Regions from separate parts of the Homo sapiens genome. Here region 2 is linked to region 1. The links are chromatin loops, found by intact Hi-C in ENCODE. Cell type or tissue: PC-9. All regions are shown on one strand. Links, peaks and the distances in the headings refer to the core of each region. The heading gives the core; the rest is flanking DNA.

Region 1 (7,533 bases), core at 945-5,944:
TATCCAGGATCCTTCATGACTCCTCACTGTACCCCCTCTCTCCACTGGGCCTCTGTCCCTCTGGCCTCATTTCTGTCTCTCCCCTGTGCCACTGTGGGAGGGGGCTTACATGTGCTACCATCCAGCTGGGGATGCCCCCCTTTTGCATGGGTTGTTTTCATGTACATTTCAGAGCTTGTATGACTGTCCCTTCTTCAGAAAGGCCTCAGCCTGCATGTGGTTCCTCTGACACCTGTTCCCAAGGCACTGGACTCCCCACTTGCAGCATGTATTACAACTCATGAGTGTAGCAACTCATGTGCAATAGGTGGGTTCTGTCTCCTTCACTAGCCTAAAAGCTCCACGCAGCTGGGGCCCTGCCAGCCTCATCCACTGCTGTGTGTTCAGCTTCACACACAGGGCTGGGCACATAGCAGACAAACAGCAAATAGGAGTGGAAAGAGTGAATGAGGTCTGAATCAGGATTCACATCCAAAGCCCCTGGCTTATCTCTTAGCAGAGGGAAGCCCTCAGTGCATGTTGGTTCTTGTGCTCCCACATACCAGCCCCCACTGCCGGGTCCATGTTGAGTGGGAAGGAGGATGTTGCTGCCTCTTTGATCTAACTCCACGTGGCCCTTCTGTCCAGAACCAGGAGTCTTCTTTCTTTCTTCCTCTCTGTCGCAGACACTGCTCCCCATAGTATGTGCTTCATGTGTACACACTCGTGCATTGTGCTGTAAGCAGGCACTGGGGTCGTGCTCACCTACACTTGGCAGTGTGGCCCTGGTGGTCTGGGAGTGTGCCCAGGGCTGGGGCTGCAGAGTCACATGCAGCAGCTGAGCTGCGGGGCTGCATGCTGAGTGCAACCAGCATTCTGGGCTGTTTTTTCAGGCACGTGGGTGCTGGGCGGCAGACAACTCAGCCAGTCCTGAGAGCCTGAACGATGATCTCCAAGTTGTACAGCGTGCCACATATGAGATGGGGGTAGCTTTTCCCAGCACCAGGAGCTTCAGGGAGAGCAAAGGGAAGAAACTGGCTTCAGGGGATTCTCAGAACCGGCGATAGACACACAATCTTTTCCTACGGTGTGCATTGTTGGGTATGAGTGAAGGGTCTCAGCAAGGCATGGGAGAGTCTCTCCCTGCTGTTGATGGGGGTTTGAAATGGGTTATTGCATCCTTGAGTAACCCTTTTGTGACCTTCTGACTGCAAGGGTTCATGGAAGACTTGAGCAATGAAGAGGAGGTTGAGGGCATCTGAGTCCCCTTGAGAGCCAGCCAGGGTTGGTCAGTGGCCAGTGTGGGCCCTTCTCACCGCACATGGAGTGGTGGTGTGGCTCTGTGGGCCTGTGCTGTGTTAGGTGAGCACAGCAGGCTGCATGCTGCCACTGCTGTGAGGTCTTGCTTGGGATTGCCCCTTCACCCAAGCTCTTCCACAGCTCCAGAGAGGTCCTGATGTCGATGTCCTCACCAGGGTGTCTGGCTCCTGGTCATCCGGCTCTCCACCACTCAGCCTGTCTGGTTCAGCTACTGGCTGGGGCTGGGGCAGATCAGCAGGTGTCAGAGTGTCACATTCTATCTGTCCTAATGGCCACAAACCAGGTGCCATGACACTTCCTCCTGAGCAGAAGGTTACTCAGCCTCCTCACATTAATAATCTCAATGTTTGTGGCTATTGCTGTAACACGATCAGGCCTTTGTCTGTTTTCTTTTTGCTTGGAGGTCATCTGCTTTTATTGTCTTCTGGAATCACTTTGTGTTCATCTATTCTTGTCACAGATTGATCTCATTTTGTATCATTACTAACACAATCTTTAATGGGCAGGGATTGTGTTTTTTTATTTAGTCCCTGCAAGGCCTAGTAGAGCCCTACATGTCATGGAAATCGTTTTACTCTTCTAACCTTCCTTCCATGTATTGCCTATTCATCCACCCACCTGTTCAACCACCTGTCCGTCTGTGTCCATCCACCTATCCACCCACTCACCCATTCACCCACCACCCATCCATCCACCCATCCATCATCCATTCATCATTCATCCATCATCTGTTCATCCATCCATCATTCATCATCCATGCATCATTCATCATCTGTTCATCCATCCATCATCCACCCATCCATCATCCATCCATCCATCCATCATCATTTATCCATCCAATAATCCATTCATCCCACCCATCCCACTACAAAGACTCTGAACACAAGAGTAATCAGCTCATGTATAATTTAGTAGTTAATGGGGAGTGTATTAGTCCATTCTCACACTGCTAATAAAGACATACCTGACACTGGTTAATTTATAAAGAAAAGATGTTTAATTGACTCAAACTTCAGCATGGCTGGGGAGGCCTTAGGAAACTTACAGTCATGGCAGAAGGGAAGCAAACACGTCCTTCTCCACATGGCAGCAGCAAGGAGAAGTGCTCAGCAAAAGGGGGAAAAGCCCCCTTATAAAACCATCAGATTTCATGAGACTCACCCACTATCACAAGAACAAGATGGGGGAAACTGCTCCAGTGATTTAATTATCTTCACCGGGTCCCTTCCATGACATGTGGAGATTATGGGAACTATGATTCAAGATGAGATTTGGGGGGAACACAGCCAAAGCGTATCAGGGAGTTATGGAATGTCCTAGAGAAAACCATTCGACTACCTGATGGACACCACACTTCACAGAAACTCCTCAGGCAGGAGTGTTCAAGGAAAGGACAGAGGCATTCACCATTCTCAGAGCCTGTCCTTCCTTCAGCAGCAAAGGGCAGAGTAAGGAGTGTCTCTGTAGGTCTTGCACGGTGGGGGGTCAGTGTGGGGACTGAGTTGAATGGGGTTGGTGGGAACGGAAACCCTCTGATGTTGAGCACAGTGGGACCTCTGCCTCCGCAGACAGTGTGGCATAACAGAGGGTGATGGAAGGGGAGGCTATGGGCTCTTTAAAGTAATGTCCTGAAAATGTGTGGTGCTCACAGGAGTGTGTTTCCCTGATATTAATAAGGCAAAGCTGACCGATGCTCATTCTGTTGACACTTTTGTGATGTGGTGGCCTTACTCATCTGCTCAGATGGAACATGGTGTTGGGGAGTTGAAAGCACAGCTCATCTGCTGCAGTTTTATGCCTTTTCAGGCACGTTGTATGTGCTTGGAGGAGGTGGGGTCACATTGCTCATCCTGTTCTGCTCAGACTGACGTTATCCTTTTTGTTTTTTTTGCATACACACACACACACACACACACACACACACACACACACACACACACACACACACACGCGGGGAGGAGAGAAGCAGGACCTACTTGGTTGCTGGGGAAGTCCAGTGGGATGAAGGCTTTAGCCTGAGTGATCCTCAGAGAGGCCATCTGTGAAATACACAGATTGTTTCCTGGTGTGGAGACTTCTTGGACTTGACCACCAGAGGGCAGAAAATACCAATAATGACTTGCAGGTTCTGTTTTCTTTGCGTTTATTTACTTTCGTATGTAAGAAGTGGGGAGGTTTTTGCTCTTGTCATCAGTTTATTTAGCTTCTCATCAGGCATCAGTGTTGATTTTTAAAAAGTGTCAACATAAGAAGAAGGATACATGAGCTGAGTAATTGTTGGACTCAAGACCAAGGTTGTAAATAGGATGTAGAGTTATTTTGACAACTCTTCAGGATATAATTTGACTCATAAACCTCTTTAAAAACATATGTTTGCAGCATTTTGGATGGGTATAAAATGGTTAAATAATGTTTTTTGGTTTTCTATAGCAGTTGTTTACATATTTAACAACCGAAATTTAAACATTTGTCCTTTTTGTAACCTTTTATTTTAGGTTGGGGAGTACATGAGAAGGTTTGTTACATAGGTAAACTCATGTTATGGTGGTTTGTTGTACAGATTATTTCATCACCCAAGTATTAAGCCCAGTACCCAATAGTTACCTTTTCTGCTCCTCTCCCTCCTCCCCACTCCCTCCTCAAGTAGACCCCACTGTCTGTTGTTTCCTTCTTTGTGTTCATAAGTTCTCATCCTTTAGCTCCCACTATAGGTGAGAACATGCCGTATTTGGTTTTCTGTTTCTGTGTTAGTTTGCTGAGGATAATGGCCTCCAGCTCCATTCATAAACATTTCTCCTTAAAAGATACATCTACTGCCCTTTTCCTCAAAGACCGAAGAGCTAGAGAGAAGTGCAGCCAGAGATAGTAAGTAGCACAGGACATGTGTATCTGAAATGGATATTTGAAAGAATTTCCATTTTGAATTTGCTTCGATTCCACGAAGACGTGTTGTACGCCTTCCTCTCAGCACTGTGAATCGTGCTAGGAGGTGACAGAGATGACCTGGAACAGGCGTGTGCCCTCTGGGGACTCATGGTGCATCCGGGTAGCTGAAACACTTGGTGCTGTGTGGAGCCTCTGTGGTTACACTGGCAGGAGGGACATGTGGCAGCGGGTACTGAGAGTAACATGCCATACAGAGACAGTTGTGGGGTTTTTATGGTCAGAGTCCAGTACATGTCCTTTATAGAAGCTTTTCCAAATGAGGCCTCTAGGTCTCTGGCACAAAGACCTAGGAGCTGACATCCAGCCCTTCCCCAATGAGTAGAGTATCTGCGTCACATTCACAGATGGGCAGCCAGAAAGCTCTTGGTAGGGTAAGGAGTTTCTCTCTGCTACAGGAGAGGAAAGTCCTTGGGCATCTCTCCCCATTTGATGTGGCCCATGAATGTTAGATGTTTGTGGCTGTGACATTTCAAGGAACAGAACTCCCTTTAAGTAAGTCATCAGAGGCTACACAGGCATTGTAGGAAACCCCAGCCTCCTCAAACCTTGGGTTGTGGCAGTGGCAGCTGTGAGGGGCAGTGTGATGCTGCCATAATTGTGACTGCTTCCCAGTGCTCCCAGCCAGGCCTCTGCTTGGGAGAGGCTTGCCTTCCTTGGCGCCAGCTGCCAGCTCATCTACTACCGGGAGAACGATGCCCAGGCTGCAGCTGTGAGGAGCTTCCCAGGCTTCACTCCATGGAAGTCCTTTTGGCCACCTCTGGGGAAAAGCATGACCTGTGCCACCTGGAAGGTCAGATATGGATGATTGACAACTGGCCTGCTGTCCCTAGGAGCTTTTCCACCTGAAACTTGATAGTCCATGTAGCATAGATGCTTGTACAGGTTACTGTCCTTTTCCCTCACTCCACAGCTCATTGCTCCATTCCTTTGTTCTATCCTGTAGTAGATTCCCATAGAGAAAGGCAACAACAGCTCAAGCCACAGTCAAATAGTAACTCACTTGTATTGAGTCCTTCCTGATCAGGGACAATTTTCTGAGCACCTCACATATAATTGTTTATTTCATCACCAGAGCAACCCTGTGAGCTGAGTGCTGTCCTGATTCCCATTTTCCACATGAGGAACCTGAGATGTAGGAAGATGTAACAGTTTGCCCAGAGCTTTCTGGGCCTTACACTCTGGTATTCCAGCACTGGGGTCCGGCCGTTACCCAATGCTGGAGTGGCTTTGTAGTCCTCAAGACAGATGTTCTTGGGATAAACTCTGCTCACTGGCGTTCCTGGAACACTTTATGCATGGTTGGATTTGCCTTGGTTAACCAAACCAAACCAAATATTTAAAAAATTTGGTGTCCACGTTGAAAATGTGGACATTTCACTCAGACTGGGATTTGGTAGATGTTAAATAGTTAGTGGCTGGGCCAGAATCCAGGCCTCCTTCTCCACTGTGACCTGAGGCCTGGTTTAATTTTTAGTGGCACTGCCGACTTTGCCTCACAGCTGTGTGTCACTGTGGTTCTGAGCTTTGTGTCCTGGGATCAGGAGTAAGAGGGGAAATGAGTTGATCCAGCCTTTTCATTGATGACTTTTTATGGGGAAAAGGGCCATTTAGAATGAACACTTATTAAGTGTGTCCAGTGGATTTTTTTTTTTTTAGCTTAGTTTAACGGAACAAGTTTGGATACCTTTGCCTACCATAATGAAATTTAGTAAGCCAAAAAAAGTTTACAATTCCTTAGATAAATTTTAAAAAGTGAACTGGGCCATTTAAATTTGCCACCACAAAACCCTTACAGGCTCTAAGAAGGGAAGCAAAATAATGGTTAGTAGAATATTTGTGGGTTATAACTTTATGTATTATTGTTATAAGTTTGTGTGTTATTAAGGCCAGGGCTACGAAGTATTGTTCACTGTAGAACTACATAGTATATGAGGATCATATTTCTTCTCTAGAAGTCTAATGTCAAAATATCTTTACAATTTGAACAACAATATTCCTAGCATCAAGGTCAAATGGAATCACTTTTCTTATACTCTATAAATTACTCAGAATTGTATCATGTTTTTATTTGCTTGATATTTTGATAATTGTAACTTTTTAAGGTTTTTAGTTTGTCCTGGAATTTCTAATTGCCTTTGTTTTTTTTCTTGTTAGGAGAAGAAACATATGCCTTCATCAATGTATTAGTTGGTTCTCATGTTGCTAATAAAGACATACCCGAGACTGGGTAATTTGTAAAGAAAGGTTTAATTAACTCACAGTTCTGCAGGGCTGGGGAGGCCTCAGAAAACTTACAATCATGGTGGAAGGGCGAGCAAATATGTCCTTCTTCATATGGTGGCAGCAAGGAGAAGTGCTGAGCAAAAGGGGTAAAAGCCCCTTATAAAACCATCAGATCTTGTGAGAACTCACTCACTATCATGAGAACAGCAACATGAGGGAAACTGCCCCCGTGATTCAATTACTTCCCAATGTGTCCCTCCTACAACACATGGAAATTATGGGAACTATAATTCAAGATGAGATTTGGGTGGAAACACAGCCAAACCATGTCAATCACTATAGTAGTAATATCTTCAAGCTTCTTGATCATTTTGTCTATTGTATGAAATCTATTTCATATTCTCCTTTGTTAATTTGTATTTTATTAATTTGGCCTCTATCTGATGCTTGTTGGTTTATTTCTCAATTTGTACAAAATCCAAGTGAGGTGCCTTGAAAACTTCAATACAGGGACCTTAGAAGGAGGGGATGTTTTTCATATTTAAAATGTATGTGCTGCCATGTCTGTAATAAGGAGCAAAGTCCCCTGCTTCTGTGAAGATATGTGGCTTTTCCAGATTATTACATGGTTTGCAGTGGGGAGAATGTTGCCTGCATCGTAGGGACTTCCCTCTGGATCAAGCTTGATCTGAGTTTGGAGAGGCAGGAACCGAAGGAGGTAAACTGAGGAGCAGGCATTCTCTGCCTACAAGGTTGGCCCTGAGTGGGGTGCCCAAGGGCTTCTGTGGAACTATATTTATTTGCCACTCAGCAAACTCAGGGGTAAGAAAGTCTTGCTTGGGGTGCCTCACCTGCAAGGCTGGTCACTAGGAATGTCAAGTCCAAGAGGACAGAACCTGTGTCTTCTTGGTCACCTCTGGATGAACAGGACCTGGTACTTAGTAAGCACTCAGTGAATGGACAGATGGATGATGGGTGAGTGGATGAATGGATGGAAAAATGCATGTATAGATGGATGAATAGATAGATTAATTGATGGATGGAGGGATGGATGGGTAGATGAAT
Region 2 (7,533 bases), core at 1,307-6,306, 860 kb after region 1:
CACTAAGGACAAGGATGCCCAGGGCCCTTCACAAATCCTACACATCAGTGGGACAGGCAGGAATTGGCTTCTTACGAACACCAATAGGGTTGAGCATGGTCTGGAAAACAGACGGGGTGAAGGGCTCCAACCCCACCACTTCTGCTGCTCTGTGATCCTGGAGTCTCATCTGTGACATCTGTCAAATTATTTGTTCAAAGGGTCGTTATGAGGACTCAATGAGATAATGTATCTGCAGCTCAAGATAGCTGTTATCAACTCCCTTACAACTGTTCAGAGGCTCTTTGCTTGGATTTTAGTTCCACAAACGTGCATGTTTACAGAGTGACAGACAGCACCCCTGTGAGAACACTGCCTGAGAACACGGCATTAAGTCATTCCAAATGCCGTCTCCCTCTGCTGGCTCTTTCCATCCTTCCAAAGTTTAGTCTCCACACTTCACATCACTGTTGGTGGTCGCTGCTCTTACGAAGGCCAAACACACAGCAGGAGGAACTAGACAGATGACAACCATCACTCCCTAGGGTCCTGTGCGCTGGGCAGGATGTAATCCATCTCGATTTTTCCATCAGCGTCCTAAGGACTGAAATTGTGATCTTTCACTAACTAACGGTAGCCAAGCAGTACCTGGACCCATGCTTACTTCAAGACAGTATCTCCTGTTTCTGAAGATTCCTTTAGGCTATATTTCTTTTCTTAGTTGAAGTGGGAGTTCCAACTCACCAGAAAAATACACTTTATGTTTTGGCGGATAAAATGTCTTGAGGTCTGGATTTTCCACTATCCTTTTTTAAAGTGAGAATCTGCTCTGGCCAAGTTCTCCTCCTTAAAGGCATCTGACCAAATTTATATCCCCAAAAGTTTGGCTCTGAGATGAGCATAAAGAAAAATAAATTCAGCACAAAGGATCTGGAAAAGACAGGCCAGAGGTTGGCACATTCTTCCAGGGCCTGGGGAGGCACAGGCATGAGGCTGCAGACCCTCCCTTCCCCTAAACTGCAGATGATCTTCACTCATCTGCTTCTTTCGCTGCATTTTTTTTTTGAGTAGTTTTGAGTAAGAATATTAAACACACACACACCCATACTCATTTTGAAATTCCAAGCCCAATTCATTTCTCTCATTTCACAGGTAATAAACGGGTGGCTGGGAAAGGAATGATTGATTAGCATTGGTCATGCTTAAAATCCAGGTCCCCTCACTCCACGACCAGTGACCTGACCACAAACTGCTTCCTGGCCCCGGGAAAGGGGTCTTGAACATCCCAGCCCACCAGAACCATCTCAAACCAGGGCTCTTCCCCAGTAGATTCTCAAAAATATGCCAATGGAGGGAAAATGGTTCTTTGCTAAGTAAGTCTTCTTTAGCCATAGATACTCCAATGTTTTTTTCTGTGTGTTCACTTGGAGACTGGAAATCCTTTACTGGATAGAACAGAGAAGGCAAACTGGCTATCTGGAGAACAGATACTATTCCTAAATGTGTTTGTTTGACCTCATGGTTATGATTTTTGTTAATGCAAGGAGTTATCGACATTTAAAAATGAAGCATTTTTGCATTTAAAAAGTTTCGATTCCAGCTTCTCTTGGAAAAAAAAGATCAGAAAATCTAGCAACAATGGGCCCTCCTTTTCTCATGGCAAAACTTGGCTAGACCTCAGTGCTTTGTTCCATTGAGATGGGCATGTGTTCCACATTCCCCGCAGCCCCCACTCCCCTCTGCCTCACAGCCGGCCCTCTGTGCCCACCACCACCTGCCCACCGGGAGGCATGTCAGCTTGCACCCCAGAAGTCTACCCTGGAGCCTGGTTCTCTCATAATACACCCCTCTCCTGCCTCAGGTTCCCCACTCCTACCCCTACTCCCATCGAGTTGCCCCTCAGAGCGGAAAAGGGAAGCAAACTTCAGCTAGCTTCTGGAACGCTGGAAAAGCCACCCCCACCTCACAGTGTTTCCACATCTGACATAGTCGGGCAAAGAAATCACTGTTGAGTAAATAAATGAAGGAACTGTCATTAGTACTGGACCTGTTTGTATGTCTCAGGTCTGTTTCGGTGCTGGATTTATCAAAGCATGATATACTATGTATCTAGTGAAAGTATTAATATGTCTTTTTCCACAGAGAGTAAAATCTAAAGGGACAGAATTATTCAATAAGGCTCTCCAATACTTCTGATCCAAAAAAGACAAAACTCATGCCATTGCCTGCAAAGATGAGATAGGCCAGAAATAAGCGTGGAGAGAGAAGCCTCCCAGGAGAGCCCGCCTGGTCCTGGCATCAGGTGGAGTGACCCAGCAGGGGGCTGCAGGCTGGTGGGGAATGCCTGTCCTCACACTGAGCCCTGCAAAAATCTCACAGCCTCCTCCACTCCTCTTCCTAAACTTAAACTAACCCATCTCATCCTTAATATGCCTTGGAAATAAAAGCAATATTTGACTCTGCTGCCTTCAAGTTTCTCTTCCCTTATCACTTCCTTCCACCTTCCTTCTGTGATGCTAGCCCAGGAGTGTGAAGCCTGGCCTCTCCCCATGGCACCCAAGGTGACCCTGCTCTCTAATGACACAAATCTATGGTGCTTCCCCCTTCACTGTGCACCCTCCTCAGACAGCACATTTACATCTTCATAAATGCTCCCCAGAAAACATGTATGCGTGTGTGAGAAAGTGTGATGAAGCACTGTGCAGGCAGGGTTTTAAAGTAGTCTTTAAGGTCTCGAACTCTTTCTTCAGGTGGAATTTTATGAGAAACTGCAATATGAGAAACAAATCATGGGGCTTGTCTCAGACTGAAGAAGGTTTTACAAGTGTAATCTGAAAACCTCTGCTCTGAGTGTGGTCCACATGTGGGATGAGGGTGGTGAGGATGCTGCTGGTGGTGGTGATGGGGATTATGATGGAGGTGATGGTAGTGGTTGTGATGGCAACAGAGGTGGTGATGATCATTGTAGTGGTGGTGAGTGATTGTAGTAGAGATGATGATGGTGATGGTGATGTTGGGACTGAGGTAAAGGTGACAGTGGTGTTAGTGGTAGCGGTGGTAGTGACAGTGATGGCAGGGATCTTGGGGGGGCGGTAGTAGTAGTAATGTTATGCTGATGGGATTGGTGGTGGTGATGGTAATGTTGATACAGGTGATGGTGGTGATGATGGTAATAGTAGTGGTGATGACCATTGATGGTGGTATAACTGCAATGATGGTGGTGATGGTGATGGTGGTGTTACTGGTAACAGTGGCCATGATGGTGTTGTTAGTATTCATGGTAGTGTTGATGGTTGTGTCATTGGTAGTGACGGCAGTAATGGTGATATTAGTAGTCATGGTGGTGGTGACGGTGGTGTTAGTGGTAGTGCTGGCAGTACTGGTGATATTAGTGGCAGCAATGATGGTGACAGCAGCATTAGCAGTACCAGTGGTGATGATGGTGGAGCTGATGGTGGTGGTGATGGTGGTGGTGGTGGTTATAATGGCAACAGTATTAGGTATAGACAAGATTCTACTGAAACAAAGGTTTATTAAAATGTTATTAATTTCAGGCACTCACTATGGTAAAGAAAATAAAGAAGTAAACCCTTTTTTTGAAAAGCATCTGTATTGGTCCATTTTCACACTGCTGATAAAGATATACCCAAGACTGGGCAATTTATAAAAGAAAGAGATTCAATTGGACTTACAGTTCCACATGGCAGGGGAAGCCTCACGATCATGGCAGAAGGCAAGGAGGAGCATGTCACGTTTTACATGAATGGCAGCAGACAAATGGAGAGACTGTGCAGGGAAACTCCCGTTTTTAAAACCATCAGATCTCGTGAGACCCATTCACTATCAGAAGAATAGCATGGGAAAGACCCGCCCCCATGATTCAATCATCTACCACCGGGTCCCTCCCACAACACGTGGGAATTATGGGAGCTGCAATATAAGATTTGGGTGGGGACAGAGAGCCAAACCGTATCAGCATCAGCTTCTAATTCTTTTCTATTTCTCACTGGTATACATATTACAGGCAAAGGCACACAGTAGGCACCAAATAAATGTAATTAATTTGCGATTTTTATGTCTTAAAAGAAACAGCTGATCCAGGAAATTCTGTTAAGATATCCCTAAGCCCAAAAGGACAACATTAAGCGGTGATAAGAAAACTTTTGCTGAAAAGTTATAAAGGTACTTTAAAATGAAAGGAAAAGAGAGCAGAGGAGAGAGGACAAGGAAACCTCTTAAAATCAGGGAGGTGGATACCAGCCCTATCTAGGAAGGAAAAGGAAGTAAGAAAACCATGGAGTGTGGAGCCCCTTGCTGACTCTTAACAGTCTTGCAGGGCAGGCTCTGTGACCTGCATTCCACAGAGGAGAACAGAGGCTCACACAGGCAGAGGCCAAGGCACTGCAGAAATCACAGCCCTGGGCCCAGAGGGCACCAGCCTGCCCAGCTCTCTCCAATACCAGCTCTAGACCGTCAGCCTGAGGAACGAAGGAATTCTATGGAATGGCCCTTCTGGAAGCACATGAAGCTCTGAGGACTTTAGCCATAAGACTTTAGCTGTAGTATCCAATGTGGTCCTGTTGATGGCATTCATGAAATATGCCTGACAGGGGTTGTTTCTCCTCAGATTTTTGAAACTTCCTTGTCCAGTTTTGAGGTAGGCAGTGGGACTCGACTCTGAAGGCAGGGCTTGGACTCCAGACCAGATTAAAGACTGGCTGAGACAGGTAAGAGGCTAAAGTACCTCTCCATAAGACATGCCCACCACTGCCATGTCAGTTTACCACTGCCATGGCAACACCTGGAAGTTATCAACCCTTTCCAGGGCAATGACCCAGAAGTTACCACCCTTTTTCTAAACATTTCTGCATAATCCTCCCCTTAATTTGCATGTAATTAAAAGTGGGTATAACTATAACTGCTGAACTTCCCCTGAGCTGCTTCTGCGGGCACACTGCCTATGGGTAGCCCTGCTCTGCAAGGAGCAGTTCCTCTGCTGCTGCTGTACACTGCCGCTTCAATAAAAGTTGCTGTCTGACACCTCCAGCTCACACATGAATTCTTTCCTGAGTGACACCAAGAACCCTCCTGGGCTAAGCCCCAACTTGGGCGCTCGCCTGTGCTGCATCCATTTGATTTCTGCCTGCCTTAGGTTTTCACTCCAAATGGATTGTGGCTAAGACACCAAGTCTATCATTATGTTCCACTGCAAATCTGAGGCTACACAAAGAAACAGTGAATACATGTACGTGTGTGTGTGTGTGTGTGTGTGTGTGCGTGTGTGTGTGATTTATTCTGAGGTATTGGCTCACACATTATGGAACCTGAGAAACTCCATGATCTGCCATCAACAAGCTGGAGACCCAGTGGTGTAATTCAGACCGAGTCCCAAGGCCTGAGAACCCAGAGAGCTAATGATATACATCCCAGGCCGAGGGTGGAGAAAATGAGTTGAGATGCCCCAGCTAAAGCAGTGAGGTAGAAAAGAGGCAAGTTCCTCCTTCCTCTGTCTTGTGTTCTGTTCAGGCCCTCAGTGGATTGAATGGCACCACCCACACTGGGGAGAGAGGTCTCCCTGACAGAGTCACTGATTCAAATACTAACCTCATTCTGAAACACCCCACAGACACATCCAAGAGTGTCCTGCGACCCACACAAATTCACATGTAAAACTAACCATCATGAGAGCAAAGAACCAAACTTGCATGACTGGAGTAGACCACGCGCATGGCCAGGCAGCAGTGGTGGAATCCCTGTGCCCGCTTTTGACATTGCTGAGTTTCTTACTGGCCTGATCCAAGCTGCACACTTGATTACAGAGCATGACCAAAAACAAAAAAATACATTTATTCACCCCCTAAGTCACATAACACAGGTGACCTAGGACAGGTGCTCCCCACCATTGAGGGCCCTGCTCTCCCACCCAACTTACTGGATTTTTGTGATTCAGAAAAGAAAAAGTGAAAGATTTGATTTTTCTGTTTACTTTGCATTTATTTGCCATGGAATAAAGGCAATATACATGTATTGATGACAGTTTGGAAAACATTAAAAATTACTTTCAAAAAGCATGGAAAATCCATCCCTAGTTTGACCATCAGTAAACAAGCACAGTTAACATCTTGGCATTCCCGCCCTTTTTCAAGGTGTGTGTGCGCTTGATGAGGGGTGTGAGGAGGGTTGCTTTTTTTGTTGTTTTTGTTTTTTTTTTTAATATAATCAAGCTCAATTTCTCTAAATCAATTTTGATTTTTTTTTAATTTAAACTCCATTCACAAGCATTTCTAAACCATTAAATATAAAATAGCACCCATCCATTTAGTCTGTTCACAACTTTGTGCTGGGCACCTACTAGTTGTCAGGCACCAGCTGGGGACACAGAGGTGAACAAGACAGAAAAGTCCCACCCGTACGTCTAGAAGTGAAGGTGGACATTAAACACTCACCATAAACCAAGGGAGGGCTGAGTCAGGGGGCCAAGAACACGGAGAATGAACGCTGAGGGCGACTGTCCCGCCTGTGCGGCTGCTGGTCACCCTCTGTGAGGTCAGCCTTTCCACTGCACTGTGCCCACTCTGCGTGTGACATGCTGCCTTGGTTTTAGAGCAAATGGAAATTTAAGTGTATTTAGTTATGAGAACTTGCAAGGTTGTTTTAAAACACCCTCTTGTGGTAACAGAAGGGGATCTAAGATGTCTCCAGAGTTTTGGTCAACAGATCAACCCATTGAAAAACCATGACGAGCCCCGCAAAAGTGCCTCCCGCTGCATCACCACTCTCCTTCAGCTCAAAGGCTGTGGCCAGAGGAGGGGGCTTGGGGTGCAGGTCCTCCCTGGGAGGGACAGCCCATATGAGGCTGCGGCACAGCCTTCAGATCACGTCCACCTCCAGCACAGAAGGCCATTGAGGTGTCCGTCAGGAAGTGCTCTGTGACTTGACGGACACATATTTGTGAATACAGAGCAATCAGGAAATATGCCCTGGCTTGAGTGCAGCCTCAATTCTGACATTTCATCCTCAGCAACACAGCTTCAGAGAGGCGGGCCTGCCTGTGTGGCAATAATAATAGTATATGATAATGCACACGCTGGGGCCTGGGCTGACATTGCAGGCTGGGCCCTGTGCTGAGAACTAAGCATTTTTCAGAGATCTAATTTAACAGGAGCAAAGGTGGCTAGCAGACCTACGGGGGCAGCTTCCCTAATCAACCTTTTCACACCCCAAAAGGTAAACACCTATGCATTAGTACAACTTAACCCAACAGCTAACTAGGACAGCATGCCCAGAGCACCTCTATTTTAAAAACAAATTGTGCATGTTAATAATTTTAAGTAAAGCTGAAATTTTTAAATTAACTTTTTAAATTTGTTTTTCGTTTCAATTGCTCTAAACCAGGCATGGGCCTGGGCATGGAATGAGCATTTCACATTTATAGACAAGTCTGAACTCGACAGTGATCTATAAATAAACTTTTTAAACTGGAGGTCCCAGCCACCTGCACAATGCAGCTGTGGCCTTATGCACAGACACTAACCCCAGCCCCCAGCTCCCAGC

The links. Peaks named below come from ENCODE experiments on the same cell type or tissue, not always from the same donor. Only the 100,000 strongest peaks of a DNase experiment are listed, where the experiment ranks them.
Region 2: a loop joins it to region 1, with 33 times the contacts of the local background. A loop is called at or near these places in 16 of 110 quality-filtered maps.

Annotation. Positions count from the first base shown.
Region 1 is chr2:110,808,538-110,816,070 of GRCh38, forward strand. The region is part of intron 9 of ACOXL (acyl-CoA oxidase like); the gene reads left to right. Among named protein-coding and RNA genes, the nearest start is that of ACOXL, 80 kb to the left of the region's middle. RefSeq lists an enhancer at 4,374-4,874. In PC-9, for the core only: CTCF peaks have their summits at 3,413 (motif pointing right) and 3,620; a DNase peak (open chromatin) is centred at 3,414.
Region 2 is chr2:111,663,416-111,670,948 of GRCh38, forward strand. No RefSeq gene overlaps it. Among named protein-coding and RNA genes, the nearest start is that of MIR4771-2, 100 kb to the right of the region's middle. In PC-9, for the core only: CTCF peaks have their summits at 4,291 and 4,490; a DNase peak (open chromatin) is centred at 4,296; H3K27ac peaks cover 429 bases.